Linked DNA regions of Homo sapiens: region 1 is linked to region 2. The links are chromatin loops, found by intact Hi-C in ENCODE. Cell type or tissue: gastrocnemius medialis. All regions are shown on one strand. Links, peaks and the distances in the headings refer to the core of each region. The heading gives the core; the rest is flanking DNA. Region 1 overlaps TNRC6A (trinucleotide repeat containing adaptor 6A). Region 2 overlaps ARHGAP17 (Rho GTPase activating protein 17).

Region 1 (15,699 bases), core at 2,793-10,792, 230 kb after region 2:
AAATAATAGCCCTGGTTCTTAGATATGAAACAGAAAAGAGTGTTATACATAATCTTTGATGAAAAGGCTTTTCAAAAAATTTTAAGAACAAAAGTCATCGGTCTCCATATTAATTAGAAATGTATTGGGGCTGAAATACAATACAAATCACCCTGTTTTTAATGTGAAAAAGCTCTTTAAAGAATCTAAATATGTAAATTAATATTTAAATGATAGGATAATAAAAACTATCAAAACGAAAATATCGTTGTAAGGCTCGTCGGTGTCTAATTGTTTTTATAGGAAGTTGTGTTATCTGGCTTTTTATTTAAAATAGAAAATAACCCATGGTGTTAATTTTAAAAAAACCACAGTGGCTACTGGGGACCATTAAATGTATGCATTTTCTGTATTCATGGTATAAGAACCTATTTTATACCCTATTATAAAAATTATCACAATATATTATTTTCCAATTTTAAAGTTCACCTTTAAATGACAAAAAATAAAGCAAAGTATAAGATAATGTTCTGCATGAAAAGGATAAAGTCATGGCACAGGGTTTTGGCAAAGCACCAGCTGGAGGAGAGAGATTTCAATTATATTCCTGGTTCTGTCACCATGATAAAACCAAGGTCAATCACTTAATTCATTCTGATGCTTAGGTTCCTTATATTAAAAATGAACAAATGTATTAGAACAGATAATATCTGGCCTTTTTCAAAAATAAGAAAATATAAATTACATAAAATACTTTTTACTGTAGTGAGTTTATGTGCCAACATTTATATAAATGGGCCTGCCCACCTGGCTCATGTAGATATCTGCCTGGATACACCTGCTGGCTCCTACTAGCGACAAAAGACAAGTTCCAGGAAACCTGTCTTAAAAACCCTGTGACTCACAATTCCTCATATGGGCTATAAGTGTGTCATTTGGGGGTTTTCTTTTCTTTTCAAGAGCTATCTGGTAACACTCTATGGAAATACCAGCTGTCCTCACTTCACCGACAGGTTGTATTCAAATTCAGTTGTAAGCTGATTATTTGAAATTTGGAGAACAGTCTAATTTACAGTAGCGGCCTAGCCTGCTAAACTTAACATTTATTAGAGGTATTAAACCTTCCTTTATATTGTGTTCAGTGGGTAGATACTATGATGTGTCTATGAGACACACAGGAATACCCTATCAGTGCTGAAGATCTGGCAAAAGAAGGAAAAACTTCTTATATCCCTAAGCTTCTGATGATGGTTCTAGTAAGGACATGGTTGAGGTGAGAGACTGGAACCATGGGGTGAGACAGGAATGAAGTGGGCAACAGTATGAAAAGCTGTCACTTCAGATTTGGTGAGAAGTCAAATGGCACAATAATCACCACTCATGTGTTACAGGCTTATTTATAAGCTGCCTACACATAAGTGACCACTTATACTGACTTGGTGATTTAGAGATTTGATTATACAAGAATGTAAAGATTTACTTGTAACAATTAGAGCCATTGCTGTATATGTTACAACTTTAAAATTATATTCACAAAAATACAATATTTAAAGACATCATTCAAGTGACCCCTCCCTTTCTTAAAATTTCTCAGTAAATAGAATAAATTCCAAACAAATACGCTTATATATTGTCTTAGGCCTCTTCTCTAGCCATTTCACATACATTCTGACTTATCAGCTAATTCTTGAACTCCTTAGACACAGGGACCAACAGAGCCTAATTCAACACTCAGATGCTTGCCAAACTACTGAATCTACATAAAGTATATCCAACCATCCTTTTCAATAAACCTCTTAAGTTTCTTAGAAGCTCTTTTCATTGGGCAAATGGCCTTTCACACCATGGAACAAGAGTCTGATAAGCCTTTACCCCAACCTCAGACTTACAGAGGACACAACTTTCTCATAAGAAATCTCGAGCAATGACCGACCAGACTGCAAAGACTGTCCTACATAAACAGCCTCTGACAGAGGCCCAAGACATCCATCAATACCAAACCACGAGAAGCCTACCAAAACCCTAACCATGGCATATACCTATGCATCCCTTCCCAGGCACCCCTAAGAGCAAGCAAAAGGCAGGTGGCTAGGGCCACATCATCTCCTCTCATCTCATACTTAATTCTCCTCCCCTAATACTTGCTGATGACACCCCTAGGCTCAGGACATGCAGAACTGAATTATTTATCATTTCTCCTTTCTTTGTATCCCCTAGCCTGATTAACTCCTCTCAAATGTAGTCACTCATCTGGAACCTGCGAGTCAATCTAAGCTGACTCTCCCTCTATATCCTTTAAACAAATTCTGTGGATTACTTTAATAGTCCCTTCACCAGTATTTCACACTCTGGTATCTACCCCCTCTAAACCAATTCCACAATTTTCCAAGGTAAACATACTAAAATACAAACTTTTATGTCACTCTACTAAAACATTTTCAGCATTTTCCCCAAAGCCTTGAGAAAACCTCCTAGCCTTTCCTAGTTCAACTCTTCAGAGTTCTACCCTTGGTTCCCTCCCTTTCCCCCAAGCAAAACCCATCCTTTAATGCATACAGGCTACCAAGTATTTCTGAGTTTTCACTGTTTGGAATCCTTTTCTATTCTGCTCCTTATTCACCTAATTTCTACTCTAACGAAATTTCTCTGTCCCTCTGCCCCATTTCAGCCTGAGTTATGCACCTCTCTCTCTGTACTGCAACAGTTCCCCATAAATGCCTCACCTGCCATTTTTACAGCCTGTGTTTTCCCCTATTAAATAATGTGGACATAAGTATCTTGCTATAGTCTACATCCAGTTCCTAGCACAATGCCTGGCTCAAAAAAGGCATATATTAGAAATTAAAATAATTTTTCATTACAACAGATAATTGAAACAGTAATTTCACTAGGTTTTTAGAGCATTTTAATGTCTTGAAACCTTGACATAGTAGGAGATGAGTGCCCATTTAGCTAACTATTATCAGTTTTTAGTATTAACAATACTAATACAATTGTTTGGTATGTAACAATTAAATGGAAAATTTTTAATAATTACAGATTTTTTTAACTTACTTTGCATTGAATTATAGTTTCCTATACTAAATTAGCTAGTTTAGAATTCCCTTGCAGTAAACAATGTCCGAGGTTTATTTTAAGGCTAATGTACACTGCACACTTTAAAAATCAGCCCAGGTACTAAATAAAGAGGGAAAAAGAAACTGACACTTTACTTCCTATTATGTCTATTACATTTTCCTTTAATACTCTATTTCTGTATTACATATAATAACATCATCTCAATTCAACCCTCATTTAACAAAACACAAGGAAACTAAGGCCCAGAGAGGCTAAATAAAATCTAAAGTCACACCATTCTATGTGCTATGTGGGAGAGTGAGATTTCAAATACTCTCAACTTGGCTGCAAATTCCATGCTCTTCCCACTTATAAAATGATATATTATGAAACACCTAGGAACAGCTATTTGAAAGATAAAGATCCATAAAATGTACTTACCTTTGAAAAACTATTGACAAGATTAAATATGCATTAAATTGTACAAACTCAGCAAGTTACTTTATATGCATATTCAAAGACATTAAATATTAAAATGAATCTCCATTAAAGCTAAAACATTAAATCAAATAAATGCCTTCAAAATCTGTAAGAGTAATTTTTTTTTAATTCTATGTTTAAACTGCTTAATATAAATAGTTTACACACATACTACCTTCTTTTGAGCAGCTTCCTTCTTTTTCTTGTCGTCTTTTTTCTTTTTCTTTTCTTCCATCAACTGTTCTTCTTCTTGCACTAAATCCCTGAACCACACAGTTGCAATTAAGTTTCCCAAAATGTATTAAGAAATAAAAATAATGTTGCATACAGATTCATTTTCACTTTTTCACTCTTATTAGAAGACATGGCAAATTATTATTTTATCATTCATTGAAATAAAACACAACCTGCAACCTAACCCTAACTATATAGCCACTATATGGTACAATTCACTTTAATAAGCCACAAGTAGCACAGCTTTTATCTCAATATCATATCAAGGAAGACAACCTAAAATTAGCAAATTTTACATTGGGAAACAAGCAATTTCCTCCAATCCTAGAATGTAAACTTCATCATTTAAGCTGGAGTTACCTTGCTACTGGCCCCAAGTATCAATTAGTAGCTAATGGCAATGCCTGAGACCTCCCCACAATCCTCTCTCACCTAGGTTTCTGGAAGCTACCTTTAGTTTTCCTTGCTCTAAAAAGCTTTGTAAATATTTTTAGAATATAACTTATTAATAAATAGGTGATTTGTATTTCAGCATTACAACAATTTCATATTCTATCAACATTCCAAGGTATTCTATCAATTCTTGGGAAACAATAACGTACTCTTGTTTGTTCTGAGACAGAGTCTTGCTCTGTCACCCAGGCTGGAATGCAGTGGCATGATCTCTGCTCACTGCAGCCTCCACCTCCCGAGTTCAAGTGATTCTCCTGCCTCAGCCTCCCGAGTAGCCGGGTTTACAAGTACCTGCCACCATGCCTGGCTAATTTTTGTATTTTTAGTACAGACGGGGTTTCACCAAGTTGGCCAGGCTGGTCTCAAACTCCTGACCTCAAGTGATCTGCCCACCTTGACCTCCCAAAGTGTTGGGATTACAGGTGTGAGCCACCACGCCTGGTCTAATAATGTATTCTTCATATTAGTTTGTTTAAATTTTAAAAATCTCAAATGGTTAAAGTTGTCAACAGAACCTCTGGTTCAGGATTTCAAAGTGACAGACTGCGCAAATGTGTTTCAGGAAACAGGTTATTACCTTTCAGGAAAAAGGGTTATTACTTTTTTATTCTATTCAAAGCAAATGAATAAGCAAAAGCAAAAGCCACCCCACCCAAGAATAAACATAAGAGCAGTCTGAAATAGATGTTTTAGGCACCATCCTTTCTGGTGGAGCTCTAGAGAGGGTTCCAGAAGACCAGAGCAAGAGAGCATGAAGCAAAAAGACTGCCTAAGGAATAGAAAAGCCATAGCTACTCAACCCCACCCACTTCCCATCCAGATGCCTACACAGCCACAGATAGTAGCTGCTTCTAAATGCAGCCTCAAGCCAAAGAAATACTCTCTAAAGAAACAAAACCTTCCACAGGAGTCTGATAGGTGCTTGAATGGGTTTGGTTGTCCCAGAACAAAGCCCATCTTACTGGAGGCTGCTGCCACTCCCTCCATCACACTGTAAAGTAAAGCTTGCCAATCAACACCCTTCACACAGATCAGCCTTCCCATTCAGGGAAGGAGTCTACTGGGCAAAAAAAACCTTTGCAAAGGCGGAAGAAACTCACTCCGGCTACCTGTAGTCATCACCCTAAAGTCTAGACCCTAAACCTTCATTCATAATACCAACAACCAAAATAACCAGTTACCCAAAGAAAAGCATCACACAAAATGAAAATACCTAACTCTGCCCTGAGGAAGCTTTCCAGAGGGGACACTAAGAATATCAGGCAGGGGCGTGGTGGCGGGCACCTGTAGTCCCAGCTACTCGGGAGGCTGAGGCAGGAGAATGGCGTGAAACTGGGAGGTGGAGCTTGCAGTGAGCTGAGATGGCACCACTGCATTCCAGCCTGGGCGACAGAGCAAGACTCTGTTTCAAAAAAAAGGAATATCAGGCAGAAAAAGAGAGATTTGGAGATATGAACTAGACATTTTGGAAGCTGCACATTATTTATCAAGGCTGGAATGCATATGGCAGTAGGGATGTTGAAGAAGATAAAAGGAGAAAGACAAGTGCCTAAGAAACTGGAAGGGGTTGTTGCTATAGGTGCGCTGCAATGAGATTAAACAAAATTTAAGTTGGCTTTGCTGATGGAACAGACTGAGAGGAGATGCAGACACCGAAAAATGAAATGAATGACATTATGCACAATTGATAAAAACTTAGTAAAGTATAGGACTACTAAAATCAGCTAAAAGGATAACTGGAAGAAGAGTATGATAACTGTTGCTATACTTCGCTGTCATTTTGTTACAAGCAGAAGTGTCATGTGGCTAATGGAGTAACATAACAGATTCCTGCCAACTGTGGCCATGACTCACTCTCTTTTGAATTCTGTGTGCAGGAGGTAGTAAGACTGAACAAGCTCACTCACACTACAATCCCAGGGAAGTCAAGGAGCAAGAAAGCCACAGCATATGAGAGCAGCAGAGTAAAATCAGTAAACAACGGCAACTAGGTTACACCACTGTCATGTTACCTACCCTGAGACATGCAGAAGTCAAGATTAAAAGCTGATTACTAGTTAAAAATACTTAATCTTCTTCAGCCTCTGTTTCTTCATGAAAAAACTGGGGGCAAATGACCATACATGTCAATGTCTTAATATTTTTATAAGAATTAGGACTGCTTACTTAGCACAAAGCTTATCTAGTAAGCACTCAATTGCCTAGCCATGAATCCAACTCACCAGTCCTCAGTGGCACCCAAAAGGCTGTCTTTACCCTTCTTGTGTCAAAATAGCACAGGTACTTATTCAGAAACATCTAGCACCTTCAGCATTTGTTCTTCATGTTCTGCTGTGAATTACAGACATGTCCTTTTCTGATCTTCTATGTCACTATAATTTTACTCCATGTAATGGTCTCTATCTGGAGTATTTTCTCCTTTCTCAAACTTCATTTTCAAGACTTTCTGATGAGGTTACTAGCAAGTGTTTTCCTGGCCAAAAATATCCCCTTTAGTACTTAAAAGATGTACCAGACATTTCTTCTCAAGGAAATATCACAGTATCAGCCGATACTGTAAGCACAGAGGGGAGTAAGTTTTGTTCTTCAACACTATCATCACAGCCAACCAGTCATGCTTTTTCCCATATCTCCTCCTTCAGAGAAAGCCAACTGGAAAAACAACAACAACACCTGTGCCCAAACACGTCAGCTTCCAGGAGTTAAATGTTCATAGAGACTCACTTAAGACATCTGACTATATCATTTACCACAACTATCAAGAGGAGCAAGGACTGATGGATTTGAAAGGCCTAAGTGGGCCACCCTGTTTGATGCACCTGCCACCAAGACAACACTCCAGTTAGCAATCATCCATGCCCTGAAGGCTACTTTGCAGGATACCTCACATCTGTAAGTTCTATGAATCTACCTCGTTGTCTGTAAAAACCAGACTCCCCTTTTATCAGAACTTGACTTATGTCCTGCATCTCATGTATAAAGGCTTTGAGGTGGCCTGTAAAAGTCAATGCCACTGAGGGAACTTTCTAGGAAAATGGAAATGTTTTCTAACTTGATTGGAGTGATAATTACAAGGGTGTATACATTTGTCAAATCATTCACCTACACACTCAATGTTTGAATTTTACTGTATGTAAATTGTATTTTAAAGTTGGTTTCATACATTGACTAGGGGAAATGCAATATCTCGATCTGAAAAAACAAATAGATCAAGATTAGGATTCCACACAACAAATCAAGCTAAGCTTCAAATTTTGCCCGTATCTTCCAGTAGCCACTACAAATGATTTACTTGTACCGTTCAAGAATGCGTTTCTGGCCGGGTATGGTGGCTCAGGCCTGTAATCCCAGGAGTCTGGGAGGCCAGGAGTTTGAGAACAGAATGGGCAACATAGTGAGAGTCTGTCTCTATTTCAAGGGCCTATCAAGGGAGCAGGGTACACCTTGGAGGTAGAATGCCCCTTCCTACTCTTGCGCCTCCTGACACTTGATGGTCAATTTTTCCTACATTCCCAGCCCTGAATATCATTAAAATTAATCCCTTCTGAAGGGTACTCTTGTACTTGCTATCAGAAGTATGTATGGACTAGCACTAAGCTTCTGGTGAGCAATTTGGAAGTATCTATTCACAATGAATTTTTAAATGTCACTATCTTATGATCCATCAATTCAAATCTAAGCCTCTGAAAAAGGAACCGTACAAAGATAGACACCGCAGCATAAAATCATAACCAAAAACCAATCAATAGGGAAAAGTTAAATCATCCTGTAATCACACCAAGGAATACTACACAGTAATTTTAAAGTGGGGCGGGGAGTAGATTTCCATAGTGTACAGAACCAGCTCCCAATAGAAACCTCAAGCACTAAACTTCTTATTTATTTATTTAGAGACGAAGTCTCACTCAGTTGCCCCGAGCTGGAATGAGGTGGTGCTGGTGTCAAACTCCTGGGCTCAAGCAATCCTCCTACCTCGGCCTACCAAAGTACTGGGATTACAGGGGTGAGCCACTGCACTCAGCTAGGAAACATGATTTTTTTTATAGGAAAAAAATTCCTACAATTTTGTAGAAACAACTGAACACATCTGAAATAAGAAAACAAGCAAACATTTGGTACAGGTTGTAAACAAGATTAGTGAAGTAAGACAGGTATAAGAGCTGTTTCAACTGTGGAAGGCTTTATGGAGCAGTAAGAAGTTGATCTGGCTCTTGCAAAAGAGGCAAGATTTTTTAGGAGCACAGAAAGGTGTGGGCACAAGCGAAGTATGGAGACTTGTCAGCATGACAATTGCAGGGACCAGCACTGACTGGAATTGAAAAAGGGAGGGAAAATGTTGGGTAAGAATAGGCAATAAATTGGCAAAAACAAGGGTGAGAAGACTGTTGCGAAAATCTAAGTGAATGTGTAGTTCCCCAAACTAGCATGGTGGCAGTGAAAAAAGCAAGCAAAGAATAAATCTGAGATAACTCAAAATATCCTAACAATTAGCTGGGGGGGGGGGGGATGGTACATACCTGTAGTCTCAGCTACATGGGAGGCTGAGGCCCAAGAATCAACTGAGCCTAGGAGTTGGAGGCTGCAGTGAGCTATGATTGTGCCACTGCATGCCACCCTGGGCAACAGAGGGAGAAATGACAATAATGGGACAAGGGGTTAGGTGTCTCTATTTTGCTTTAGGAGACAGAAAACAGGAAGCAACTTTCCTGAGGGCCCAACTAGCCTATCAGTCAGCAACACACCACAAGCTAGCTCATCCTCACATAGAAGCCAGCTGTATGTTACAAGCTAGAAATAAAAATACACTTTACATCTTCTGCCAAAAAACATTCTGTTCTCCTACTTTCTCCCATGCAGATCCCACCTTCTTCTATTTCCTTCCAGTCTTCCTCTTTTCCCATTTGATTGCCACCCCCCATTCCTTTTCTCATTTTTATCCTCCTACCTAAATTAATCACCAAAACCTGTCTAGCACTACACAACAGGAAGTCACTAGCAACCTTCAAAACTATAGAATTCACCAGACAGTAGAGATGAAAACTGAACTGGAGCAAAAATAGGTAAGGAAGTTGGAGATTTGGATCGGTTTTTCAAAAGCTTCAGCTGTAAAATGAAGAGAATAGGATAAAATGAAGTTTTGCATATTTTTTAAAGTAAGGACAACTAATAGTTATCTGGAAGTGGAAAGGGGTCATCGTATTGAAGGGTGGGGAACATGCTATTTACAATAACTGACAATTATCTGCAAATACAGTAGTTAAATAAAATGGATATATCCATAAAATGGAATATTATGCAGCTGCAAAACAAAGGTCTCCTCTACACCCTGATGTGAAAGGATCAGGAAGGCTTAAAGTTAACTGGAAAAACAAAACAAAATCTAAGGCTCAGTGTGCTATCTTTTTGTGTTGGGAGGGATATGAATATATATATATTTACATGTCCTTGTACGTGCATAAAGAAATTCTGGAGACGTGTACATATACAAATTAATAAAAAATATATATTTGTGACAGAGTATGAGCACAAAAGAGGACAACAGACAGAGTGGCAGCAATGCTGTATATTTCTTAGCTTAGCTTTAGCTGGCATGTCTTCCCCTTAGGAAGGAAGGAGAATAGCATACAAACAGGTAGCAGTAAGGATCCAGATGACAGTATGGATCTCAAAAAGTGGGAAGTTGAGCTTGAAAGGGGCTTCCACTAGCACCATAATTTGAGCGATAAATTATGCTAATAAAAAATTACAAACAACTGAATAAAATAAGAACCCATGGGTCCATACTGATATGAATGAATGATTGAGTGAGTGAATGGAGAGAAGTACCAAATCTTACAGTAAAATATCAACTAATGTAAGAAGAATGGTTGACTTTAAAAATCACTACTTGGCCCTACTGGTTAAGGCAAGCACATTGATGAGAAAACAAGACATTTACGTACTCTCAAAGTATCTCCCAACAATAGTGTTATTAATTACAAAGGGAAAAATACTAACTTTGCAGTGATGAAACCCGACAGAGACCACCTCACCCAAGCAGTTGAAGTTAACCATCACCAATAATGGGATAAAAGGATATCAGGCATCTCCTGACATGATGTACTGAGAACACCACATCAATTCTGTACTATTCCTGCCAAAACTGCATAACCTGATCAGGTCATAAGGAAATAACGGACAAATACAGACTGAGGGACATTCTACAAAGTAACTAGCCTGTATTCTTTAAAAATATCAAGGTCCTGAAGAGCAGAAACTAAGAAACTTCCAGAATGCAGGCAACTAAACAAACATGAAAACTAAATGCTACTTGTGATCTTCGATTGAAGACCTGACCAAGAAAAAATAGATTTCGTTTGGCTCTAAAGGGAATTATTGAGACAACTGGCAAAATCTGAGTAAGATCTGTAGATCTGCTATTAAGACTGTGCCAATGTTACTGTGCCCATTTTCATAATGGTACTGTAGTTACCAAGAAAAGATCTTTGACTAAGTGTTTAGGAGTAAAGGGGTATCATGTCTGTAAGTTACTCTTAAATGGTAAAAAACAGTATGTATAAAAAGAGGGAATAAAGTAAATGTGATTAAATGTTAATGTTTGAGGATTAAGGGTTAAGGATATTCAGAAGTTCTTTGTTCTATTCTTGCATTTCTCTACATCGGAAATTAACTCAAAATAAAAAGCTCTGCAGGTGGCTCATGCCTGCAATTCTAGCACTTTGGGAGGCCAAGGCAGATTGCTTGGGCCCAGGAGTTCGAGACCAGCCTGGGCAACATGGCAAAACCCTGTCTCTACAAATATATAAAAATTAACTGGGTGTGGTGGTGCATGCCTGTAGTCCCAACTACTCGAGAGGATGAGGCGGGAAGATCACTTGAGCCAGGGAAGCAGAGGTCGCACAGTGAGCTAAGATCATTCCACACTGCACTCCAGCCTGGGTGACAGAGTAAAGCCCTTTCTCAAAAATAATAATAAAAAATTAATTAAAAGCTCAGATTGAGGAAAGTTAGTGAGTTTAGAAACTTAGAAAACAATAGATACTCCACCATAAGGACAGAAACACCTACAATTTACAAAGTACTCTGAGATATTATCCATTTTGAACTCACAACCCTGAAACATAGCACTGGTATTATTCCCCTTTGACAGTTAAAGAGATTGAGGATCAGAAAGTCCTAATGACTTGTCAGATGGTACAAGGCTGTGGTAAGGCTGACCCAAAACTCAGTTTGCTACATCTACCCACCCAAATCCTACTCTTCTTTTAAGGCTTAATTACTAGTCCCTTCATGATTCTTTCCAATCCAAACAAACCTCATCCTTGACCTCTAATTAAACAATACTCATTTTCTAATTATTTTATTTTATTTGAGACAGCATCTCGCTCTGTCACCCAGGCTGGAGTGCAATGGCTCGATCTCGGCTCACTGCCACCTCCGCCTCCCTGGTTCAAGTGATTCTCCTGCCTACTTGTACAATACTCCTGAGCAGCTGGGACTACAGGTACCTGCCACCACACCCAGGTAATTTTTGAAATTTTTAGTAGAGACAAGATTTCACCATGTTGGACAGGCTGGTCTCAAACTCCTGACGTCAGGTGATTCACCTGTCTCGGCCTCCTAAAGTGCTGGGATTACAGGCGTGAGCCACTGCGCCCAGACATTTTCTAATTATTTTAGATGTTAATCTCACTCTTCCAAATAGGACTAATTACTGCTCTGGAGACAAAAAACAGTCCTACTTGTACAATACTCCCTGTCACTGGGCACTCTAATTAGATTCCAATTCCTGCTTCCTTGCCTTTACTAACACTGTAACACCAACACCACTGCCAAAAATGCACTCTTTTAATTCTTACTCTTATCCATATGTTACTTTTCCTTTAAGGACCAGTTCAATTCCAATCTATTCAAACAAGCATTTCCTAGGCAGCATAGCATGCAGTGAAGACCCCTGGGTCCAAATGTCAAATAGAAGTGGTCTTAAACCTCAATTCCACCATCTACGTGTGTAACCTTAAGCAATTTATTTTATTTCTCTGAAGCCTTCATCATCTAATTTATGAGACGTCTCAAACTGTACCTCCCTCAATGGGTGGTTGTGAAGATTTAATTGGGTAATGCAGATGAAGTACTTAACAGATGCATGTAAAAAGTGTACAGTGGGACTAGGTGTGGTGGCTCATACCTGTAATCCCAGTGCTTTGGAAGGCCAAGGTGGTAGGATCACTTGAGGCCAGGAGTTTGAGACAAACCTGGGCAACACAGCAAGACCCTGTCTCTACAAAAATTAAAAAATTAGCCAGGTACAGTGGCACATGCCTGTAGTCCCAGCTCCTCAGGAGGCTGAAGCACGAGGATCACCTGAGCCCAAGAATTCAATGCTACAGTGAGCCACGATCACGCCACTGTATTCCAGCCTAGGCAACAGAGCAAGACCATGTCCCCCAAAAAATAAATAAATAAAATGTAAAAAGTGTACACTAATTGCTAGCCATGAGAGACTAGGCACAAAGCACTGCACTAAGCTAAGGTTAGGATGCAAAGAAGGTTGCAACCAAAGGAGGAAGTGCATACAGTAGAAAATAAAACTGAATACATAAAAACAATTATTATTGTACAATGCAGAATTAGGTGGACGCAAAACCAACAGCTAAAGGTCCCAGATTGCAAACCAGAGCAAATCAGGTACCAGGTACCAAAAGAGAACCAAGGTATCAAAAGATAAATCTATAGGCCAATAACCCTTATGAATACAAACATAAAACTCCTCAACAAAAGACTAACAAACCAAATCTAGCAACAAACAGGACTACACAAAGTGGATTTATCCCAGATATGCAAGGGTGGTTTAACATGAAAATCAACGAAATACACCATGTTAATAGAATGAAGGACAAAGCTACATGATGATTTCAAGAGACACAGAAAAAGCATCTGACAAAATCCAGTATCCTTTTACAAGACAAAAACACTCAAAACAGGAATAAAAGAAAACTTCCTTAACCTGATAAAGGCCCACAGCTCACAACATACATAATGATAAAGACTGCATACTTTTCCTCAAGATTAGGAACAAGACAAGGATGTCTGATCTTGCCACTTCCTATTCGACACTGAGCTCGAGGTTCCAGTCAGAAAAAAGAGAGTGCGTGTGTGAGTAAGCATGCACGAAAATTGGAAAAGAAGATGTAAAACTGTCTCTATTCACAGATGACAGGCTCTTGTACACAGAAAGTCCTAATGAATCCAGATACATAAAGACTACTGGAACTAATGAACATGTTCAGCACAGCCGCAGAACACAGTATCAACATACAAAAATCAATTGGCTGACACACGCTACAATATGGACAAATCTTGAGGACACTATGCTAAGTGAAATAAGCCAGTCACAAAAGGACAAACACTCTATGACTCCACTAATGAGGTATCTAGAATAATCAAATGCATACAGACAGAAGGTGGAATTGTGGCTGCCAAGAGCTGAAGGCAATAGGGAGTTATGATTTAACGGGTACAGAGTTTCCATTTTACAAGATGAAGAGTTGCAGAGGTGGATGGTGGTGATGGCTGCACAACAATGTGAATGGACAATGCCACCAAACTACATCATTTAAAATGGATAAGATGGTAAATTTTACGTGTTTCACAATTTTTAAAAAACTTTAAAAAAAATCTACTGTATTTCTATACAGTAGCAGTGGACAACCCAAAAAGTAAATCAAGAAAACAATTCCACCTACAATAGCATCAAAAAGTTTTAGGAATAAATTCCACAAAAGAAGCATGATTACACACTGAAAACTACACAACATCTTTGAAAACAATTAAAGACCTAAATAAATAGAAAAAGATTCCATGTTCGTGAACTGGAAGACTTAATATTATAAAATGCAATACTGTCCACACTGGCCTACATATTCAACACTGTTCCTATCAAAATCTCAGCTGCCTTTTTGCTGAAATTGACAAGCTGATCCAAAAATTCACATAGAAATGCAACCAGAATAGTCAATGCAATCTTTAAAAAAATTTTTTTTTAATAATTAGTCTCTGGTTATCCAGCCAATGCAATCTTGAAGGAAGGCTCATACTGATTCCAAACTTATTACAACAAAGCTGAAGTAATCAAGACAGTGTGGAAGTGGCATAATGATGAACACATAGTATCAACAGAATAGAATTGAGAGTCCAGAAATAATTCTTCATTTTATGATCAAGTGACCTTCAACAGGGTGCCAAGATGAAAGTCTTTTCAACAAATGAAGCTGGAATTACTGGATAGTTACATAACAAGAATGACATTGGAGCCCTCATGCCATATGCAAAACTTAACTCAAAATGAATTACAGAACTAAACATTAAGAACTAAAACTATAAAATTATTAGAATACAAGTAAATCTTTGTGACCTTGGATTTGTTGCCAACAACACAAGTAACAGAAAAAAATACTGGTAAACTAGATTTACAAAATTTTAAATTTTTGTGCTCAAGGGACTTCATCAAGAAAGTGAAAAGAGGCTGCATGCGGTGGCTCATGCCTGTAATCCTAGCACTTTGGGAGGCAGAGGCGGGTGGATCATTTGAGGTCAGGAGTTCAAGGCTGGCCTGGCCAACATGGTGAAATTCTGTCTCTATTAAAAATACAAAAATTAGTTGGGCATAGTAGTGGGTGCCTGTAATCCCAGCTACTCAGGAGGCTGAGGGAGGAGAAACGCTTGAACCTGGCAGGTGGAGTTTGCAGTGAGCTGAGATCATGCCACTGCACTCCAGCCTGGGCGACAGAGCAAGACTCTGTCTCAAAAAAAAAAAAAAAAAAGTGAAAGGAAAAGCCACAAAATAGGAAAAAATACCTGTAAATCATATATCTAATAAGGGACTTGTATCTAAGCTATATAAAGACCTTTTTCAATGACAAAAAATATCACCTAATTTAAAGATGGGAGAAGAATCTGAATGGCCACTTCTCAGATCAGATATACGAATGGCCAATAAGGACATGAAAAGATGCTAATCATCATTAGCCATTAGGAAAATGTAAATCAAAACCATAATGAGATACCACTTTACATCTATTAGGATGGCTAAAATCAGAAACAAGAACCCTAACAAATGCTGGCAATGGAAAGGATGTGGAGAACCTAGTGCCTCCATACATTGCTGATGAGAATGTAGAACTGTGCAGCTGCTTTGCAAACAGTCGGGCAGTTCCTCAAAAAGTTAAACAGAGCCTGAGCAACACAGTGAAACCCCATCTCTACAAAATATAGAAAAAATTAGCCAGGCGTGGTGGCATGCACCTGCAGTCCCAGCTACCTGGGAGGCAGTGGTGAGAGGATGGCTTGAGCCTGGAAGGTGGGAGGTTGCAGTGAGCTGAGATTGCACCACTGAACGTCAGCCTGGGCAACAGAGGGAGTCCGTCTCAAAAACAAAACAAAACAACACAAACAAAAGTTAAACAAAGTTACCATATAACCCAGCAATTCCACCCC
Region 2 (15,699 bases), core at 3,416-11,415:
GTTCATGACGTACGATAATTAGGCAAAATTCACATTTCAGTGTCCATAAATAAAGGTTTATTGGGGCACAGCCAGGTCCGTTCATTTATACAATGTCTGTGGCAGCTTTTGTGCTGCAGTGGCAAGCTGAGTCATTACATAGAGACAGTATGGTCTGCAAGCCTGAAATGTTTATTGTTGCTGAACTCTTGGGTAGAGAACTGTGTTTATTTAGGTCTTGTCCCGAAATATGTTTATCAGTAGAGACCAGAAAGCAAACAGTGATTAAAATACTTCAGTGTTTTTGAGGAGGTGAGTGGATGGAGGTGCGTAGGTGCAGGAGGGACATAACTTCTGATTTCTTCCTGTCACCAGTGTCACCAGCACTGGGCTGTGCCTCCGCATTTGGACTGAATTATCAGAGGCAGCCACCCCTGTTCATTTTGGCAGCTGCTGCTTGCCTATGAGGCAGAATGTCGAGGAAGAGAAAATACACCTCCAGCCCAGCCTCACCCATCCTCAAAGTGATTCTAAAAAGTTAGCTATCAAGGTTTGCACCACATCCTGCAAGAGTTACTAATAGAGACCTGGGGTTGGCCAGCATTTTCTGTAAATGGCTGGATAACAAATATTTTGAGCTCTGCAGGTCATACGGTGATGTCTTTCGCAACAACTCAGTTCTGCTGTTGAAGCTCAAAAGCAGCCATAGATAGCACACAAATGCATGAGCCTGGCTGTGTTCCAGTGAAACTTCTGTAATACACTGAAATGTGAATTTCATAAAATTTTCATGTGTTACCAAATATTATTATTTTGTTTTTTTCCAATCATTTTAAAATAACCATTCTTCTGAGCTTTCTGAACATAAAAAATGGGCGGTGAGCTAGATTGAGCCTGCGGGTATAGTTTGCTGACCCCTGGTTTAGATAAACTAAGTGTAGGCCTTGCTAGTCAGGCCCTCTGGGTTTGAATCCCACAATCCCACTTATTAGTGCTGGGGTCCTAGGCAAGTTACCTTTCAAGACCTCACTTTCCTTATAGGTAAAATGGGGGAAATAGTGGTTCCTACCCAATAGGGTTGATGTGAGAATTAGAGTAGATGTAAGTGCCAGCCCAGTGTCTGGGGCATAGAAAGCACCCAGCAAATATGGCTGCTACTGTTGGCTATTATGAAGGCTCAAGTAGATCCCTACAGCCTTGGAGGAACCGTTTGTGATGTGGAGGTTTGACGGTCTTCAACTGTCTTCAGTCCACAGTTCAATTAGATTGAATATGAGGCTGGAGGGTTTGGTGGTGCTGCCTTGCTTTCGTGCAGTTAAGTAGAACATGGTATATCCACAGAATAGGTTAATGTACAGGCATAAAAAGGGAGGTGGTGGAGTTGTACATCTGTATTCTGACGTGTAAAAATGCCCCTCGTGTCTCTATCTACCTGTGTGCATCTGTGTGTGTGTGTATGGGTGTGCATGTATGTGTGTGTACGTATGTGTGTGTATGTGTGTCCTTTGAAATCAGCACTTCTCAGCCTTGGCACTGTTGACATTTGGACCTGAAGTAGGCAGAATAATGCTCTGCCCTCCCGAAACATGTCCAGATCCCCATCTCCAGAATCTCTGAATGTCTTAGATTACATGGCAGAGGGGGACTAAGTTTGGAGATGGGATTAAAATTTCTAATCAGTGGAAAGGGAGATTAGCCTGGACTAGCCAGGTGGGCCCAGTGTAATCACAGAGGTCCTTAGCAGTGGAAGAGGGAGGTCGCAGAGTCAGAGGAAGAGGTGACTGTGGCAGAGAGGCCCAGAGTGAACCATACTGGCTTTGACAGTGCAGGAGGAGGCCAAGGAATGCGGTAGACTCAAGAAGCTGGAAAGGGCGAGGAAGCAGATGCTCCCCTTGCATGTCCAGGAAGGCATTCAGCCCTGCTGCCACCTTGATCGTAGTCCAGGGAGACCTGGTTGGAAGTGCTGAACTCAAGAAGTGTGATATAATATACTTGTGTTGTTCAAGCCACTGAGTTTGTGGTGATTTGTTACAGCAGCAATAGGAAACAAATCCAGGGCTGGATCATTCCTTGTTCATAATTCTTTATATTATTTAGTGTGTGTGTGTGTGTGTGGGGTTGCATTTAGGATAGTCAGTAGCATCCTGGCCTCTAGCCTACAGAGACCAGTAGCATCTCCCATCATGACAACCACAAATGTCCCCAGACATTGCCAAATGTCCTCTGGGGACACAGTTGCCTCCAGTTGAGAAGCACTAGTTTAAATTTAGAAAACAAATTGGGAAGGATATATAACAAATTCGTAACAGTACCCTTTGGGATATGGGATTGGAGGAATGGCTTTCACTCCTCTTTTAACATAAAATTTTTAAAACTGGATTTTGCCTCCCCCTACAGACATTTTTTTTTTATTTTCAACTGTGGTTTTTTTTCCCATTTTATAAAAAGATTAACCTTGAAAGGTAATATCACATTTCAATTTTAGTCATTATGGATTTTACTGTGGAAGGCAGTTCTATACACCTATGGCTGCTTTTCAACCTAGTTTTATTGGATTTTGTTTGACATTGTGAATGTCCTTTTTCCCAAAGATGTGATAGACATCCATTCATTCATTCAGTGTGTATTTCTTTTTTTTTTTTGAGACGGAGTCTTGCTCTGTCGCCCAGGCTGGAGTGCAGTGGCGCAATTTCAATCTCAGCTCACTGCAAACTCCGCCTCCCGGGATCACACCATTCTCCTGCCTCAGCCTCCCGAGTAGCTGGGACTACAGGTGCCTGCCACTGCCTGGCTAATTTTTTTTTTGTATTTTTAGTAGAGACGGGGTTTCACCGTGGTCTCGATCTCCTGACCTCGTGATCCGCCTGCCTTGGCTTCCCAAACTGCTGGGATTACAGGCGTGAGCCACTGCGCCCGGCCTCAGTATGTATTTAAGTGGCAGGAAGGTGCTGAGCTTGCCGCTGGGGAGGAGTGATGACTTTAGAGCTCTCTCTCTGCCCTCATGGAACCTGCTGTCTAGCAGGGAGGAGGACGGTAGTGCTCATTGTTTGGAAGACCACAGCCTGCATTGATCGCGGGGACTTGAGCATTCGTGTCCATGGTTTGGGAGTCCCTGGCTCCCATAGTACATGTTTTATGAAGGAAACTACCAGAAATCCATGATTAGAGATGGAAAATATCAGACCAATTGGAAATTTTCCTTTGACTCTCACCTGGTCTGAGCATCTTCTGTCTTTTTGGTACAGTGAACTACTCCAGATTGAAAACATTTCTGTTTTCTCCTTGCCTGGCAAGTGAGCTCAGTGAAACATCCTATTAGCCACACTGCAGGGTTGGACATTGCCACACCAGGTCAAGGGAAAGTGGCACTATGAAGGCCTGGGCAGCACTGCTGCTTTGAGAATTACGAGGAGAAAATCTGTGCTTTACCAAAAAGTAAATTAAAGATCCTGCCTGGTATCAGCCTTGCTTGAGTGACTAGTAAAATTGCAGAATAGCTTCATAGGAAAAAACAAACCCCAGAGTAAAATGGCGAGTGGGAAGTTCCTTCCTGATTCGTATTGTTTTTCCAGTTGCAGACAGGAAACATTCAAGTGTGTTTTCAAGCCCAGAACGTTGGACACAAAGAAGGCTCTGACAAAGCAGAAAAAACCCATATACAAAAAGTTTAGGAACATGGAGCAAAATGTCTGATTCAAAACAATCTAGGCTGGGCGCAGTGGCTCACGCCTAGCACTTTGGGAGTTGGAGGCGGGAGGATGGCTTGAGCTCAGGAGTTTGAGACCAGCCTGGGCAATGTAGTGAGAATCCATCTCTATAAAAAAAATTTTAAAAATTACCTGGGCATGATGGTGCGCATCTCTCGTCCCAGCTACTTGGAAGGCTGAGGTGGGAGGATAGCTTGAACCTAGGAGTTCAAGGCTGCTGTGAGCTGTGATCAGGCCACTGCACTCAGCATGGGAGGTAGAGCAAAACCTTGTCTTAAAAAAAAAAAAATCTGGCCGCGTACGGTGGCTCATGCCTATAATCCCAGCACTCTGGGAGACCAAGGCAGCCAGATCGCTTGAGCTCAGGAATTTGAGACCAGCCTGGCCAACATGGTGAAACCCTGTCTCTACTAAAAATAGAAAAATTAGCTGAGCGTGGTGGTGTATGCCTGTAGTCTCAGCTACCTGGTAGGCTGAGGTGGGAGTATCACTAGAGCCCAAGAAGCAGAGATTGCAGTGATCTGAGATTGTGGCACTGCACTCCAGCCTGGGTGACAGAACGAGACCCTGTCTCAAAAAAAAAAAAAAAAAAAAAAAAAATATATATATATATATATATATATATATATATGATTTATCAAGTATTATTTTTTATGATTGGATCACTTTGTCTACTGTTTTTTTTTTGTCTATAGATGTCTTGACGAATTCAGTCTCTTGCCCCCTGCCTTGCTTTAATAAATTACAAAAACTCAACCAAAGATAACACTTCTCAGAAAAAACCAGCACATTTCTGTGGCCTACGTACATGGCCTATTGAATGGCCTATTGAATGGGCACCTTGGCCGATAGTGGAATAATTGCTGGACTTTCCATATCTCTGGTAAAGGTGAACACTGCAAAACAGTTCACGATAGGAAGCACCAAGGCTTGGACCAGTCACAGTGATGAGGGAGATCAGGTCATTTGGACCACATTATTGGAATAGATGGAGACAGTACCAAGGCCTGAAAATTAAGATGGAGAGTCCACAGGCCAGCAAAGAATCTTTGTGTGAGGGAGCCATTCCAGTTTGTGTATTATACTCCATAGTCATGATTTGTCACTTAAAAGTAATTCTTCCCAATTATAGATCACTTTTAATCTCTAGTTGGGTTTGGATTTTTTTCTACACATTTTTTTTTTGTTTTTTTGAGACAGAGTCTTGCTCTGTTGCCTAGTCTGGAGTGCAGTGGCACGATCTTGGCTCACTGCAACCTCCGCCTCCCAGGTTCAAGCAATTCTCGTGCCTCAACCTCCCAGGTAGCTGGGACTACAGGTGTGTGGCACCACATCTGGCTAATTTTTGTATTTTTAGTAGAGATGAGGTTTTGCCATGTTGACCAGGCTGGTCTTGAACTTCTGACCTCAAGTGATCCACCCACCTTGGCTTCCCAAAGTGCTGGGATTATAGGCGTGAGCCACCACCCCCAACCTCTAAAATTGATTTAAAAAAAAAAAATCTAAGCCTGCAAATCTAAAATTGATTTTATTAATGTAATATATATATAGCCTCCACAAACACAGGAAACAAAGGGGAAATTTCTTTTTAAACAGTACATTAACATTTTCATATAATATATTCAATATAGTTTTCAGCCTCCAGACCTTTTCATGTAAAGTACCTCTAAAGCAGAGGGTCCAGTTAATTTGAAAAAAATGGCTGGAAATACACTGATTTTCTTTACATTTTAGATACTCTGAGGTATGTTTTCTGTTGTGCATTTGTAGAGCTTGACATTGGACCAATTCTTTAAGTTAGGCACACTTCACCCCTGGCCATATCAATCAAGCATGCTACTTAAAAGTGTAAGTAACATGCTATTTTTAAAAAACCTCAAAACTGTGATTCATGTAGTTTAAAAAGTCAAATAATATAGTAAAAGACTTACCACAAAATACGGTGGGTTCACTCCCTACTCTCTGAGATTTCCCAACTCCAGAAGCAACTACTTTGAAATATTAACAGTTTATTGTGACATTTATTCATATTCATAATTATAAGTAATATGTGTAAACTATCGTTTGGGTTATCAAATTAGTTACTGTCTGTTGACTTTCTGTTCTGATAAATGAGGGTTTAGGGCCCTTTCCCTCTGCTTCTGCTCCCCCCATCCTTTCAATACAGTTATAATTTTTCATTGTATTACTATTTGATATTTATATTATGTCCAATCAATTATTTGCAGCTGAGCATACTAGTTACTATGACTATCTTTATGTTTCCAGTGGACTTTTTGTTTTTCCTGAAGTTAATACTTGCCTCGTTTTTATGTTTGCTTTATTTTCTTTGTGGCTGTTGCAGCACTGTGCTCATAACTGTTTAACAACTGCCAAGCTCCTATTTGAATTGTTTGCAGTTGTTTATGTTTTTGATTTCAAGTACCAGTGTGAGGTTACTGAGCAAGGAGTTGGGAGAAGATGCACATGGTTGGTTGGTCTGAGTTGGCTCTAGCATACCTCTGAGCTATTACTAACTTTCCCACATCTGCTTATAGCCCACATTGGGATTGTAGAGCAAGTTCTTCTCTTCTTCTGTTATTTTTTAAAAAATAATTTGCTCTGAAAAAGGACATATTTGTTCTGATTCTCAGGTTGAATCTCTTTTTTTGAACTTGTGAAAATTTTAATAGGCCTTGAGACTTCTCTGTGTATACTCGTACTTACAGAAGGAAGTCATTTTAGAGTTGAGGTGGATTCTGTGAGAGGTATACAGGGCCCTGTCCAGATTTGGGGGTTTTGGCTAGGGAAGAAAGGCAAAAGTTACCCATTCCCTGGTGGCATTTTGCTAAAGGAGGGATGAGGCATTGGCGAGAGGAATGGGGGCGTCTAATGGTGAAACTATGACGATCTCATGCCAGGTGTGTTCTTGCTAGGCTGACTGTCAGGTTTCTTTTTGAGTCTGGTTCTTTGACCTCATGGTCAGCTGGGGCCCTGCTTCCCTTCCCTAACTGGTATGACTACCTGTGTTTGGCTCTTCAGCAATGCCTGGCACCTTGCTTGCCAAGCAAGGTCTAGGGTAGCATATGTTGGCCTGTTGCTGGTGGAACCTTTTCATAGAGTTGAAAATTGGCTGCCTCTGGAAGCTGGGGCCTTGGCTTTGTCTCTAGGCCCTGATCCTCTGGCCCTGGGAAGTATTTGAGTCAGGTCAGCATTCCAGTTTCCTGCAGAAACTGGTGAGTGAGCCACCCTGTAGGCATCTCCAGGTTGACTGGGACAGTGCCATGATGACAAGTGTTAGAATCCCCCATGGCAATGCCCTGTTCTGGCTAACGTGCCATTGCCTTAAGTGTAGACTGGAGGAGCTGTGCGCTTCTTTCCCTTGCCCACAGTTGGCACTACTCTGAGCTTAGCAGCATTTCGAGGTCATTCTAGGGGTCTCATTTACTTTCTGGCCCAAGAGCTTTTCCTGCTCTTGCATTGGTTCCCGGCCAAGATCATACAATCCCTGTTCTGAATTTCCGGTTCATTGACAGCCTTCCCCTGACTCCCTTCACTGTTCAGAGCTGAAACATACTTTTTCTTTCTCTTTTAAAAATTTCCTTCACGCCAGGCGCGGTGGCTCACGCATGTAATCCCAGCACTTTGGGAGGCCAAGGTGGGCGGATTACTTGAGGTCAGGAGTTCGGGACCAGCCTGGCCAACATGGCAAAACCCTGTCTCTTCTAAAAATACAAAAATTAGCTGGGCGAAGTGGCACGTGCCTATAATTCCAGCTACTCGGGAGGCTAAGGCACGAGAATCGCTTGAATCCGGGAGGTGGAGGTTGCAGTGAGCTGAGATCACACCACTGCAGTCCAGTCTGGGCAACAGAATGAGACTCTGTCTCAAATAATAATAATAATAATAATAAAATAAAAATTATTATGGTCTGACAGTTGAGACTCCGCCAGCTCGGAATGCCCCCTTCTGATTGCTGGCCACCGTGTTGGTTTAATGGAAGGGTTGATGAAATTAGTAGTAGTTCAAAGCATAGCAGAGAAAGTTGTGGAAACACTTAGTTTCTTTTCAAAGTAAGGATGGAGAGGAAATTTGAAGGAGGAACTAATTGTTATTGTGTGTGGTGGTCTAGGCTTGCATCTTTGCATAACGTTTCTGGTTGTGAACTGAAGTTTAAGCTTCTGTAGAACAGTGTTTTCTCAAAGCCATGTCTCTAGACCTCCTGCAATGGAATTCTGAGCAAGGAGTGGCTGTTAAAAATGCAGGGTCTATTGAATTAGAATAGAATATCCAGAGGGACCTGGGAAATGGCATTTTATATCAGCACCTGCTGCCCTTGGTGATTCTGTGCCTGCTCAAATTTGAGAACCACTACTCAGGATCATTTGTTCTTGTTTTGGGCTGCTATTCCCCACAAAGTTTTGCTTAGTTATTTTTCTTTGGTTTTGCTTAAATTGCTCTCTGATGTAAAAATTGGTAAACTGCCCCTGCCAACCCTTCTAAATTTATTTCTGCCTGTTTTGCTTTAAACTCCAGGCTAATAATTATTAAATTTTAGGAGTTGCCTTTCATTTTTGGATTTCTAACTCTGAATTTTTAATTTTTCCCACAGAGCTGAGAAAACAGAAGTCCTTAGTGAAGATCTATTACAGGTAACAAAATATAGTCTCCTTTAAATGATCTGTTTAAAGGATGGAAAAAAATTCCTATGTGAGAATTGAGGCCTGTGGGCTTTTTTTTTTTTTTTTTTTAACCAGAAACAGAATAAAATTAATTAGTGTGATTTTGAGCAGGAAAGAAAACAGTTTTGTTGCATGATGATGAAAAGGGGATCTGAAACCCAGCTACCTGGGTTCGAATCTCACGTCTGCGCTGGTTAGCTTTGTGGCCTCAGGGATTTACTGAACTTCCCTGCGCCTCAGTTTCCACTTCTCTAAACTGAGGGAAAGGCCTTATCCACCTCACAGGTTGTTAGGAGGGTTTAATGAGTTAAGCAGGAACAGCACTGGGAACGGAGCCTGGCACGTGGTAAGTGCTAGATATTAGTGATCTATTATTATTACTGCCACTGCAAGCCACAGAGACTGTCTGTTTCTGACGTGAAACATCCCTTGATTTGCCCTGTGTTCTTCTGCCTTTTTTTCAGTCTCTGTTAGAGCAGTTGTGTGGCATTTCCCCAGGGGGCTGTGCATCCCAGCGGGGCAGAACCAGCATTTATTTGCTGTTGATTCTTGAATACCTTGCACAGGAACTCAGTAGACATGGGCCCTCTCAACGAATATTAAATGAGCACCTTCTGTTTCTGTGAAAGATAACGTCCCAGGCACTGGGAGAAATCAGTGAACAAAACAGATCCAGGCTTCTGTCCTTGTGGAGTTTACATTCTAGTGGAAATTGGAATCAAAATTAAATCATGGAATTTGTTCATTTTTTGCTTTTCTCTGGTGGCAAATGAATGTGGATTAGTTTTCTAATGTTTGAAAATCTGGTCATTGCAAGATTTGGGGAAGGTAATGTGGAATCTGCTCCTAAATCTCCCATTGCCTGCCAGCCCTGAGTCCTGGGGCTATGGGCTTGGATCTGAAGAAACGCTGCCCTTTTGAGAAAGAGGCACAGACCATCTCGATGCGTAAAATGGTTTGGGGTCAAATGTATTCTGTTTTGAATTTGTTGATTTATCTTTAAAATAGAAAGCATCCCAAAGGGCCTGCTCTCATTCTTCATGAGTCATCAGAATACACATTTTTGGCATTCCTTCCTGTAAAAAGCGGCTCTCTTTGCCATAAACAGCCATATTCTAGCAATAGTATTTTGGGAAGCTGCTTATGATGCGTGGGTCCCCTAAGTCAGTGTTTCTTATTGCTGACTGTCCATTCTGCTTTAGAGGTTTATTTAAAACACACACACACACACCCCAAACCCAATAAGGAATAATTTTGAAAACACAGATCTTGCAGTTAAATTGTGGAACGTTTATTTTGCTGCTTCTGTCTGATGTACATTGTGTGGAAGGCTCAGTTGCCATGAACTGGAGAGAGCTCTTTGGCATCTCTGGTTTTTTCCAGTTGGCAGTGGGTCTGGGCCCGGATCATTCATTTTCATTTCTGCCTGGTCCAACCTGGTGCTTTTCTGGTGCTGTAGTGTGTAAACTGACTGGCGCCACTCAGTGTGATAGCAAGGTGTAGCCAAGATCATCCCTTTTCCCTGCATGTAGATTCAGCCATGCTTTTCCTACCAGCATGCAGACACCACAAAAGAAAGAGGATGAATTTGTTCTCTTTTGTCTCTGCCTTGTCAGATTGAGAGACGCCTGGACACGGTGCGGTCAATATGCCACCATTCCCATAAGCGCTTGGTGGCATGTTTCCAGGGCCAGCATGGCACCGATGCCGAGAGGAGACACGTGAGTATCAGATGTGACTCAGACCCACAGTTCCTGCGTCTCTCTGAGGCTTTTCAACCCCTGGATTGGTTGGTTGTCCTAAGTGGCATCAGTGGATCAGCCTTTGGTGACTTCTATCACCAAGCACGCTCATGACACCTGCGTGACCATAGCATTCTTTTGTGTTTAAGACATCGCTGGGCTGGAAGCCCTCCTTACACGGAATCTTCTCCAGGTGCTTTTAAAAGCTCCACGATCATGTGTCATTGATAAGAGAATGGCTGTGTCGGTTATGCATCTTTTGCTGGCAGAAAGCGGAAAGCCTGTCTTAAATTGACATTGAAGTAGAAGTAATGTATTGGTTTGCTAACTGAAAAGTCCAGAGGTTGGGATGGACTTGAGGTCAGGGTTTATCTAACATTTTAGTAATGTAATGAAAAACCCAGTTTCTTTCCTTCTCTCTCCTGTGCCCTCAGTGTCTGCTTTGTCCCTAGACAGGCATCCTCATGATGGCAAGTTGGCTATTGGCAGCTTCTATGGGCTGCTTGTTCCTTGAGTGTGGCCAGTGGGAGTAGAGAGCCTCTCTCCCAGTAGTTCCCCTCCCCTCCCCTCTCGCCTCTTTTTCTTTTTTCTTTTCTTTTTGCTTCCCTTCCCTTTCCCCTTTCCCCTTTCCTTTCCCTTCTCTTCTCTTTCTTTTCTTTTCTTTCCTGACAGGGTCTCACTCCATGACCCAGGCTGTAGTGTGGTAGTACAGTCACAGCTCACTGCAGCCTCAAACTCCTGGGCTCAAGAGATCCTCCTGCTTCAGTCTCCCAAGCAGCTGAGACCACAGTACACACCACCATGCCTGGCTAATTTTTTAAATTTTTTTGTAGAGATGGGGATCTTGCTTTGTTACCTAGGCTGATGTAGAACTCCTGGCCTCAAGCAGTCCTCCCACCTGGGCCTTCCAAAGTGCTGGAATTACAGGCATGAGCCACCATACTTGGCCCCAGTAGTTTTTCTTGATGGAGTGAGAAAGCTGCTTTTTCCAAGCTCTTGGCAGATTGAAAGCGCGTTCCATTGCATTGATTTGTGTGGAGTTACATTCCCCGTTTTTGACTGTTTCTGTTCCACCCTAGTTACCATGGATAGGGGGTGAGGTGGGGTGAGGAGATGGGATGTGCCGATTGGTTTAAGTTAGTTTGGCCCAGACCTAGAGCATGGGCTGTGGTCCTACTCCTAGCTCATAGACTTTATCAAGGCCAGGGTAGATCCCTGAGAAAAATCAGGATACTAGTATAGAGAGGAAGAGGGATGGACTCTAGGAGAGCCATCCGGTGTCTTTTCCAAGGTCCACTTGTTCAGAGCGTTCAGTTCCTAGGTAGAGCCAGTGGAGCACAGCAGCCTTTGTTCATGAGGGAGTTCCATCCTTGCTTTTACAAGTCCCCAGCTTATGAGCATGCGGTAAACCTTAGACCCCATGCAACATTGAAGTGACAGTTTCGGTGACACACAGGGAAGCTATGATTTGGTGTATTGTCACCAGGTGTCTCAAAAGTGAGAACTATTAATAGTATGCAGATGATCTGTGTTACCCTTTTATGTTTCCTACAGACTTTTATGGGGCACCCTGGCAGCAGGGTTTTTCCACTCTTGCACAACAGTGAGGATTCTGCAATCATGTCTGTCATAGGAATGGAAGTTTGCATACACCTATGCTTCCACACTTGCCTCAAAGCTCTGTCCCTCGGAACCAGACCCAGCCTACTGGTTCTGCTTCCTGGAGCTCCTTGTCCTTCTGTTGCCTTCTTCTGCTCTGCTTACCCTTTTCACATTGTTTCATTAAGTTCTCTGCTTCTCTTATTCTCCAAGTCATATTCTCTGGGCCACCTCCTCTGTTCTTATGGCTTCTAACTGATGTGTTTATGCCAGTGACTTCTAAGCCATTTTCAACCAAGCAAAAAACTTCCTCTCTTAGATGTCTATTCTAGCATGCATGATCAGTTCTTCCTTCTGTGTTGACTCTCTGAATTCCATCCACCCTTTTATGCAGGCTGGAAACTGGGGGGCTTTCTTATATTCCTTGTTATTTTTTATTTTCAAGACAGGGTCTCACTCTGTTGTCCGTGCTGGAGTGTAGTGGCACGATCCCGGCCCATTGCAACATTAACCTCCTGGGCTCAAGCCATCCTTCGACCTCAACCTTTAAGTAGCTGGGACTACAGGCTTGCGCCACCAAGCCTGGCTAATTGTTTGTTTGTTTTTTTCGTAGTAGAGATGAGGTCTCATCTGTTGCCCAGGCTGGTCTTGAACTCCTGGGCTCAAGCAGTTCTCCCGCCTTGGCCTCTCAAAGTGTTGGGATTACAGGCATGAGCTACTGTGCTGGGCCTCGCTTTTATTTTATCCTCCAAACCCCATAACTGCCTAATTAGAAAGTCCTTTGATTTCTCTCTGTGAATATTTTAAATTGCTCATCTCCATTGCATCTCTACCACCTTGGCCTTAATGCAAGACCTGACTCCCTCTCACCTGGACTGTTGTAGTCACCTCCTGAGCTACATTTCCTGTCTGTAATTTCCTTTCCAGTCTGTCTTCAACCTGATCACCAGAGTCAATTTCCTGAAACACAAATCAACCCTATTATCCTCCTGCCTAAAAAAAAAAATCTTGGCTCAGTGGTTCTTAACAGGGACCAGAATTACACCCCTGGGGGCATATGGAAATGTGTAGAGACAGTTCGGTCATCACAGGGACTGGCAGGCACCACTGGCATTTGGAGGGTGAACCGAGATGCTAAGCATTTTTTGTTTGTTTGTTTGTTTTTTGAGATGGAATCTTGCTGTGTCGCCCAGGCTGGAGCGCAGTGGTTGATCCCGGCTCACTGCATCCTCCACCACCCGGTTCAAACGATTCTCCCACCTCAGCCTCCCGAGTAGCTGGGACTACAGGTGCACGCCACCAAGCCTGGCTAATTTTTGTATTTTTAGTAGAGACAGGATTTCACCATGTTGACCAGGCTGGTTTCCAACTCCTGACCTCAAGTGATCCTCCCTCCTCGGCCTCCCGAAGTGCTGGGGTTATAGGCGTGAGCCTCCGTGCCTGGCCAAGATGCTAAATGTTTTGTAGTGCCTGGTGAAATAGTTCCACACAGGAAGTATCTTAATGTTAGAAGTGCTTCTTCTGAGGGACACTGGCTGGTTCCCATTGCCTGGGATAAAGTCCACACTCTTTAGATGACTTAAGCCCTTTCTCAGCTGATTCCATTTCTCCTTATCAGCTTCATTGTCTCCTGCTGCTTCCCGTTCACACCCTGTGCCAGCCACATAACACTCACCAGTCCCCAAATATGTCACTGTCCCTCACAGTTCTATCTAGTTCCTGTTGTCTTCCTTGAGACGCAGTCCAAGACATATATTCAATAGAAACAAATATTTATCAAACACCTACTGTGTACAAGTGCTGGAGATATAAAATGAATGAAATGTAAGTTTTCATGGTCTCATGGGGGAGATACATACAAATGGATCATTATAAAACAAGATGCTCAATAAAACATGCACAGGGTTTTATGGGGGGCCCAGAATGGGTACCAGAGGAAGAGGGAGGTAGTTAGGTGAGGCTTCCTGGAGGAGGTGGTGTCTGCCCTATAAAGGAGGGAAATTAGTGGCAGGTGGTGGGAATATTCCAGGCAGCTGGGGCAAAGTGCTTGGCCCTCATTTCTGAAACCTAATGCTTTAGCTTTCCTTTTCCAACGTCAAACGAAAGTGCCAAAGACAGGGCTTTGAGGATGCCTACACTTTGCACTTGGGAAGAGGAGTTACCACAACAATGGTGAGAGAAGACTAATATGGAGAAAATTGCAGCAGTCTCCAGGGCTCTAGAAAACACAGGAGGAACCTCCCAAAGGCCTCATAACATGCTTCCTGCATGGGAAGAGGCAAGAATAGAAGGGAAGAGAGAGACATGAGGCAGGTGACCTTTGCAGCCCAGCCACCATTGACATGGCAGAACTGTCGTGGGTCAGATAAGATAGATTATTAGATTAGAGAATTATTTCTTTTTGTGCGATTGGCATGCATTTTACAAATTAAGTCTTTAGAGCATTTAAAATTCATCCCTGGCCAGGCATGGTGCTGCACTCCTGTAATCTCAGCACTTTGGGAGGCCAAGGTGGGTGGATTGCTTGAGCTCAGGAGTCGATACCAGCCTGTGCAACATGGCAAAACCCCGGAAGTGGGTTGCAGTGAGCTGAGATCGCGTCACTGACCTCCAGCCTGGGCAACAGAGCCAGACCCTGTCTTAAAAAAAAAAAAAAATTATCCCTGATGATAGAAAGCTGTTCACCTCTAGGAAGCACGAAGCCCTCCCTGTGGAGGAGTTCAGTGTTGATACTTGATTAATGAGCCCATATGTTAAGCAGAGTTTCCTTATTTATGTACATAGGAAACAAGATTGTTGTGGCTTTGGGGTCAGGTTAGGGAAACCACAAAACTATTTACAGCTGCCATCTTGAGTGATGCTTGTCAAAATAGAGTTTTCTATTATTTTTTTTCCATAGACTCCTAGAGTTCCAGAGTTGCACAATATATTTGTCTTGATTATTGCATTGATCTTTAATAGGTATTTAACCTCCTTTAGAAAGGCAGCATAACCAAAAGGTAGGAATTATCCCCTATTATTCTCATGTCTTCCTTGTCCAGAAATGGGGCAGCTGGGAATAGTCTCCTTGTAGTGCAGATGGAGCCCATTATTTATTTATTTGAAAATAATTTTGTAGGAAGCCGAGGTGGGAGGATTGCTTGAGACTAGGAGTTTGAGACCAGCCTGGGCAACATAGTGAGACCTTGTCTCTACAAAAAATTTAAAAATCAATAATTTGGGGAGAGGGGAAATGAGTAAATGCCTCTGTTTATTTTTAAATTTCAGCTTACTGTTTTGAATAGGTTCTACATTTACACGGTCAAAATTCAGAATATACAAAAGAACTTACAGTGAAGTGCCTCCTAGCCCATTTCCCCAGGCACCCAGTTCCCTCCTCCAGAGCCCCTGCTCTTAGTAGTTTGTTGTATAGCCTTGCAGAGATATTCTGTCCAGTACAAGCCAGTGCATATGTGATTGTATCAGATGGAGCCCTTTGGAGGCAGAAGAGGCAAGTGACATGTCAGGGGTGGACCCTGTGTTTTTAACATGAATGCCCTTTCTGCTGGGCAGGTGAAATTACATGGGATGCTGCAGAATTGAAAGCATTTTTTTGTTAGCAGATTATGACGTTATAACCAGCCCACTTGTAATTGCCAGGCCTCTCCTGAGATAAGCCATTGGCCCGTAGGGAAGACACTGAACAGAGGCCCGGGCCATCAGCACTCAGGTCTGACTTTCCTGCGTCTCCCTGGGATGCCTGGCCAGGCCACTTGACCTCCTTCGGCTTTGGGTTCCTTGACTGTATGATTATAACATTAGATCAGGTGATTCTGTGGTCATTGCCAGCTGGAAAACAAATCTCTGATAGGAAAATGAGTGGCTTTGTATTTAAAAATATTACAAAAACTGGCTCTTTAGCTAGAAGTTTTTAGGTATTTAAATAAAGCTACATTTTAGAATGATAGCCAAATTAAGAGCCAGTTTAGACTGGGTGCGGTGGCTCATGCCTGCAATCCCAGAACTTTGGGA

What was found. A loop is a pair of places that touch in the nucleus more often than their neighbours do. Peaks named below come from ENCODE experiments on the same cell type or tissue, not always from the same donor. Only the 100,000 strongest peaks of a DNase experiment are listed, where the experiment ranks them.
Region 1: a loop joins it to region 2, with 2.4 times the contacts of the local background. A loop is called at or near these places in 2 of 110 quality-filtered maps.

What each region holds. Positions count from the first base shown.
Region 1 is chr16:24,738,806-24,754,504 of GRCh38, reverse strand. It overlaps TNRC6A (trinucleotide repeat containing adaptor 6A), which reads right to left. Exons shown (of 25, transcript NM_014494.4): 3 at 3,692-3,779. Among named protein-coding and RNA genes, the nearest start is that of TNRC6A, 17 kb to the right of the region's middle. In gastrocnemius medialis, for the core only: no CTCF peak of the experiment used is centred there; a DNase peak (open chromatin) is centred at 6,064; H3K4me3 peaks cover 1,254 bases; H3K27ac peaks cover 8,000 bases.
Region 2 is chr16:24,971,584-24,987,282 of GRCh38, reverse strand. It overlaps ARHGAP17 (Rho GTPase activating protein 17), which reads left to right. Exons shown (of 20, transcript NM_001006634.3): 2 at 8,278-8,317; 3 at 9,964-10,068. Among named protein-coding and RNA genes, the nearest start is that of ARHGAP17, 36 kb to the left of the region's middle. In gastrocnemius medialis, for the core only: no CTCF peak of the experiment used is centred there; a DNase peak (open chromatin) is centred at 6,712; H3K4me3 peaks cover 936 bases; H3K27ac peaks cover 8,000 bases.